Linked DNA regions of Homo sapiens: region 1 is linked to region 2. The links are chromatin loops, found by intact Hi-C in ENCODE. Cell type or tissue: heart left ventricle. All regions are shown on one strand. Each heading gives the region's core, and the rest is flanking DNA. Links, peaks and the distances in the headings are about the cores only.

Region 1 (2,906 bases), core at 288-2,787, 140 kb before region 2:
TACAAAAGCAGCCTCGGATCTAGCCGGAGCTGCAAGCGTTAAGGGGAGGCGGAGAGTGACGCGGTTTGCGTCTGGAGCGGCTCCTTGGAGTCCACAGCATCCACCGCCGGAGCCTCGCCTTCCTTTCTCCCTCTGCAGACACAACGAGACACAAAAAGAGAGGCAACCCCTAGACCACCGCGAAGGACCCATCTGCACCATGACCGAGACCACCAAGACCCACGTTATCTTGCTCGCCTGCGGCAGCTTCAATCCCATCACCAAAGGGCACATTCAGATGTTTGGTGAGTCCTCCCGCCCACCTCTGGAAGCCGCTTCCGCTCCTCTCCTTTCCCAGGCACCTGTGTTTTCCAGGGCGATCGAACGGGAAGGCGTGTGCCCCTTCGGAGGGGTGGGCCGGCTCATCCAGCTGGTGGAGGTCGGCCCCTTCATTTTGGACTCAGGGGAGGGTACGCAGACTGCGTTTCCGAGGCGTCACTTGCCGGGGCCAGACCCGGCTCGCAGGGGGCCAAAGGTGGGGGATGGGAGGGGACTAGAGATGAGTATCATTTGGGGCTGGGCAGGGGTTCGAGATACCAGAACTGGAGTGTGGCGGTGCGGTGGTTCGGCTACCAGGCTGGCGAAGACCGGGATGGGGGCAGAGGTTGGGGCGCCGAGTAGGGGAGGAAGGGGCTGGAGATAACGTGCTGTTTGTTTAGGATGGGCCGAAAGCTCGAAGGAGTTAAATCATGTATGTGCCTGGGATTCGCAAACACACTCGCGCCCGACACACCGGTGACAGGGGCTGGGGCTTCAAGATTAATTTCGGATTTGGCTGGTGATTCTGGGCGGCCCAGGGACCAGTGTTTGGGAATTGTGGGCCGTGTATTGCCCGCGCGAGGTGGATGCTGAGTGAATAGGGAGGGGGCCCTTTTCCGCCTAGGTTCGGCCTCAGGGACCCGCTGCCTAGGACGGGGAGGGGGCCGGGCGGAGGCTGCGGGAGGCCCTGCGCGAGCCGGAGCCGAAGGATCGGGGCCCAAGTTGGCTGAGGCTCTGCCCAGGGTGGCGATGGCACTCGGAAGGCTTGAGGCGTCTAGTGTGTGTACGAATGTGCGAATGACTGTGTGTGAGTATATGCGTGTGCGTGTTGGGGGGAGGGGACTTATCGCGCGTTTGTTTCTTAGAAGCTTTGGGGCGTGGAGTCAGAGAGAGCGAGCGGGGGCATCCGGCTGGCTGGTTCGGGGTCCAGCAGCGGTAGGGGAAAGGTGATCGATAGATGCCTATTGGAGGTCTCGCGCCACCGGTGGGAAGCCACGCGGCTTCGCAGCTGCTCGTAGGACTCAAAGGCGTGGGGCATGAGCGTTTAGACACGGAAAGAGGGACGCGGAGGTCACTTTAGAAGCAGGAATTGAGAAGTTAGAAGTTGGGGGTGCTTTTTCTTGAAACTGAGAGAAGCGAGGAGTAGGGAAAAGCGAGTGGGCTGGGATGGATGAGAGAGCGTGTGGGAGGCCCTGACCTGGCCCGCCAGCAAGGCGCTCTCCAGAGGCGGCGGTGCTGAAATGCAGGGCGCGCCGGAGCTGGATGCGGGCACACGTGTTTATCCGGAGCCTGAGGACTGCGCGAGCCCTCCTAGGGAGGTTTAGTGAAAACCACACCACAGCGGTAAAGACAGGGCGAGGTGGCTTAGGCTAAAAATATTCATCTTTAAACTTAAAAGGTGCGCTGAACTGGGCTCGCTTGTTAAAAACCTCATGGAAAGAATATAGAACTACTTTGAGCAAAGGGCAAATCGGGTAGGCATATCTACACGATAGAAGGAGGGAGGCTGAGAGATAGCCATCCCTTCTTCACCATTCCTTCAGCTTTCAAAAGTCTTTTATTAAGAACCAATGCCAACTTGCCTGTTAAATAAGGACTTCTGTTCCAGCATCAGGGTAGACAAGAGCATGTCATCAGTCTTCTAAGGACTATCAGTGCCCTAAGAACACTCCACTTTCACTTTCCTTTGATGCTGGTGTCTTCATCCCTTTCCTTCTTTTCCTGTCTGTCCATATGTCCTCTAGCACTTTATGTTGATGCGCTTTACTCCTCTCCCTTGACCAGGCAATGATGGGTTTTCCTTTGGAACCAAGAGAAAGGAGGAGTAGGGAAGAGCCATTGGGCTGGGGATGAAACTCTGTGGCTCTAAGAATCTTTGATGACCCAGCAGGTACTGCTCCTTTCTTCCTGAAGCTAGGAAATCCCAGTTGTTTTAGATTACAAGAGAAACAGATTTGGATTGAGAACCAAAGATTCTGTCTTGTAGCTGAAGATTCTTTGTTAACAGTAATAAAGGCTTTTGTTAAGCGAATGCTGACCTGCCAATTCTCCATGAGCTTCAAGGATAGACTATGTGGAAATAGACCTGAGTTGCAGTGGAAGGGTTTAGATATAGAAAGGTGAAAGGAGACTTTTGGCAGTAACGATTATTTACTTAGTATAAGAACTGAGGACCAGGGCAGAATGTGAACAAAGTCCTTTGCATGTCCATTAAAGTATAATTCAGAGAGTAATACAAAAAAAGGATATAATATGTTCACTCACTATGGCTTTAAGGAGTTTATTACCTAATGAAGAATTTAGCACATAAACAGGTGAAAATGAGGCAAGAATAAGAACACAAAATACACATTCAACTATTTTTGGTAGAATGTCTTATTGGAATCTTTGAGCTCTGGATAAATTTTATAATTTATTTTTGTAGAGCAGTTCTGGTTAACAAAGCCATTTCATCTATGTTATGTTACTTATTCCTGTTAAAAACCTTATAAGAAAAACATTATTACCCTTATTTTACAAATGAGAAACTGACAGAAGCCAAGTGACTTATGAACACACATGGAGAATGGGTGGCACTGAGACTTGAGCCTCATGTTCCTGATTCCTCT
Region 2 (2,906 bases), core at 98-2,597:
CCCAACAGGCAAGGATGGGAGGGAAGGTGCCTGGGCTGGGCTGAAAGCTCCTGCACTCCACTTCCCTGCAGTTCCAGCCTGGTCACCACCTGCTGCCTTCCCACGCAGTCTCCTTGGCCAGCAGAGCTCAGCCTTAGGACTTCTCATTGTATTCCAGTGTATTTCTCTTTCCTTAGTCCAGAGATGTATTGTGGCAAGCTTGAGCCATGGCCTTGCTTGCCTTCCTAGCGCCTGGGGCAGGTGGATCAGGCACTCCTCATCCTGACTCAAGGAGTCCCCTCCAGGAGAGGACAGTGGTGATCAGTATTGCACAGCGTACTGCTGTGTTCACTTCCATTAGCTCACGGCTACCTCGGGAGGGGCAGGGGCCTCTGCTTACTCTTCTTGCTCCATAGCAGTTCTGGAGTTATGGTGAGCCAGCCGCCAGGGACCAAAAATGCTGCTGGGGAGTGACCTCTCACCTCTGGCTTCCCTGAGGCTCTGCCTGTCCCCTTCCACATCCCCTGTGCTCGCTGAGAGGGAGGGTCTACCTGCATGTGATGGAGAAAGGACAGTGTGGGGTAGAGAATGGAGAACACTTAGGTTCCGAGAAAGGACAGCTCAGCAGCCACAGCTGTCAGATTGGGCTCAGGTCCTGGCATGGTCCAGGTGGTGGCTGCATGCAGTGGAAACTGGGATGGGCTGCAGGGCCCGGGCTTCACATAGCCCGGATTCCTGGGAGGGGAGTGTGGACAGAGAGTGTGCATTCTGGCTCGTGGCCCTGGATCAGCGTGACCTGGGGAAGGAGGCTAGCCCAGAGGAGCTGGAAGGGAGCTCGCTGCCTCCCGACTCCTGCGCTGTGTGAGGCGCTGGGGCTCACGTGTCCCCTTTTTTAATATTTCCTTCCACACTAAATGAGGAGGAAAAGCCATTTTCTCCTAGCTCCATTAGCGTCTGTTGACCCTATTTACATGCTCCTAACAGCTGACTGCTCCTCCAGGGCTGCCCTAGACCACAGGCTGTTGGGCTGGAAACTTGCCTTAGCCTCATAGGACAAACTGGGAGAAGTCACTGCTGCCCTCCAGTGGCCATATGTGGGATCTCAAGCCCTGCTGGGGCCGCTTGTCTGACTTAAATGTTTGCACTGGTCCTGCAAGAAAGGGTGGCAGAGACCGTACTCTTGAACTCTTTGTGCTTTGGCTTAAAACATAAAAGTCCCATATTATATTTGGTTGGGATAGTGTGTCCCTGGCTTGGGAATAGGAAAGAGATTTATTTTCATGGCTGTAAGCAGGGATTTTTAACCTTGGCACTAATTGACATTTGGGAACAGATGTGTTGGGGAGGGGGGCTTCCCTGTGCATTGTAGGATGTTTAGCAGCACTCCTAGCCTCCACCCACTAGATGCCAGTAGCATGCCACCCTCTCCCTCCAGTCCTGACATCCAAAAATGTCCAGACATTGCCCAATGTCCCCTGGCAATTGCAAAATTGCCCTCAGTTGAGAACCAGTGATGAGAGAAAGCTGAGGGCCAGCACATTCCCTGTTGACATGACCATCTAATTCAGGGCTGTCCAATCTTTTGGCTTCCCTGGGCAACATTGGAAGAGGAAGAATTATCTTGGACCACACATAAAATACACTAACACTAGGCTGGGCGCGGTGACTCAAGCCTATAATCCCAGCACTTTGGGAGGCCGAGGCTGGCGGGTCACCTGAGGTTGGGAGTTCAAGACCACCCTGACCAACATGGAGAAACCCCATCTCTACTAAAAATACAAAATTAGCCGGGTGTGGTGGCACATGTCTGTAATCCCAGCTGCTCAGGAGGCTGAGGCAGGAGAATTGCTTGAACCCAGGAGGCGGAGGTTGCGGTGAGCCGGAGATCACGCCATTGCACTCCAGCCTGGGCAACAAGAGCGAAACTCCATCTCAAAAAAAAAAAAAAAAAAAAAAAAAATACACTAACACTAACAATAGCTGATGAGCAAAAAAAAAGAAAAAAAGTCGCCAAAAAAAAATCTCATAATGTTTTAAGAAAGTTTACATGCCGAGTGTAGTGGCTCATGCCTGTAATTCCAGCACTTTGGGAGGCCACGGTGGGCAGATCACTTGAGGTCAGGAGTTTGAGAACTGCCTGGCCAACATGGTGAAACCCCCTCTCTACTAAAAATACAAAAATTAGCCAGGTGTGGTGGCAGGCACCTGTAATCCCAGCTACTTGGGAGGCTGAGGCAAGAGAATTGCTTGAACCTGAAAGGCGGAGGTTGCAGTGAGCCAAGATCGTGTCACTGCACTCCAGCTTGGGTGACAGAGGGAGATTCTATCTCCAAAAAAAGAAAAAAAAAAGGAAGTTTACGAATTTATGTTAGACTGCATTCAAAGCCACCCTGGGCCACATGTGGCCTATGTGCCTTGGGTTGGACAAGCTTGATCTAACTGAACTTATAGGCAGTCAGAATTACAGAGACGTGCCCTTTCAACAGAGAACTGACCTAGAACCCTGGGTGGCTCCAAGTGGGCCTGAGGAACAACAGAATCCGAGAAATAAGCCTAGTCTGGCTCCTGTCAGCAATACCAAGTGTGGTTCCTCTCCACAGTTGGGGAGTTGGGCCAGAAATCCTATGGCGCAACGCAGAGGCGCCACTGACTCAGGCAAACATTCTCCCCAGTGACCCCATGCTGCAAGAGCAGAGGCCACGATAGTCACCACAGCCCTCCCAGATTGCCCGGAAGGCAGCCTGCAGGATCTCTGTTGTCAGCTCATCTGTTGCCTTACCCATTCAACATGCCTGAGCACCTACTGTATGCCAGTGACTCTGCCAGACCCTGGGGCTGTAAAGATAAAGGAAAATCCCTGCACACAAACAGATCATTAGACTAAGGTATGTTAGAGAGGAGAGAAGACAGGATGCAGGAATATTTCA

What was found. A loop is a pair of places that touch in the nucleus more often than their neighbours do. Peaks named below come from ENCODE experiments on the same cell type or tissue, not always from the same donor. Only the 100,000 strongest peaks of a DNase experiment are listed, where the experiment ranks them.
Region 1: it touches region 2 in a loop (2.6-fold over the local background); 6 of 110 quality-filtered maps call a loop at or near these places.

Annotation. Positions count from the first base shown.
Region 1 is chr1:183,415,561-183,418,466 of GRCh38, reverse strand. It overlaps NMNAT2 (nicotinamide nucleotide adenylyltransferase 2), which reads left to right and starts at 87. Exons shown (of 11, transcript NM_015039.4): 1 at 87-284. The coding sequence starts at 200. In heart left ventricle, for the core only: no CTCF peak of the experiment used is centred there; a DNase peak (open chromatin) is centred at 1,536; H3K4me3 peaks cover 1,263 bases; H3K27me3 peaks cover 2,062 bases.
Region 2 is chr1:183,279,809-183,282,714 of GRCh38, reverse strand. All of the region lies in intron 7 of NMNAT2 (nicotinamide nucleotide adenylyltransferase 2), which reads left to right. Among named protein-coding and RNA genes, the nearest start is that of LAMC2, 95 kb to the right of the region's middle. RefSeq lists enhancers at 823-882, 2,455-2,906 and a silencer at 1,093-1,142. In heart left ventricle, for the core only: a CTCF peak has its summit at 1,068 (motif pointing left); DNase peaks (open chromatin) are centred at 724 and 1,044; H3K27ac peaks cover 1,594 bases.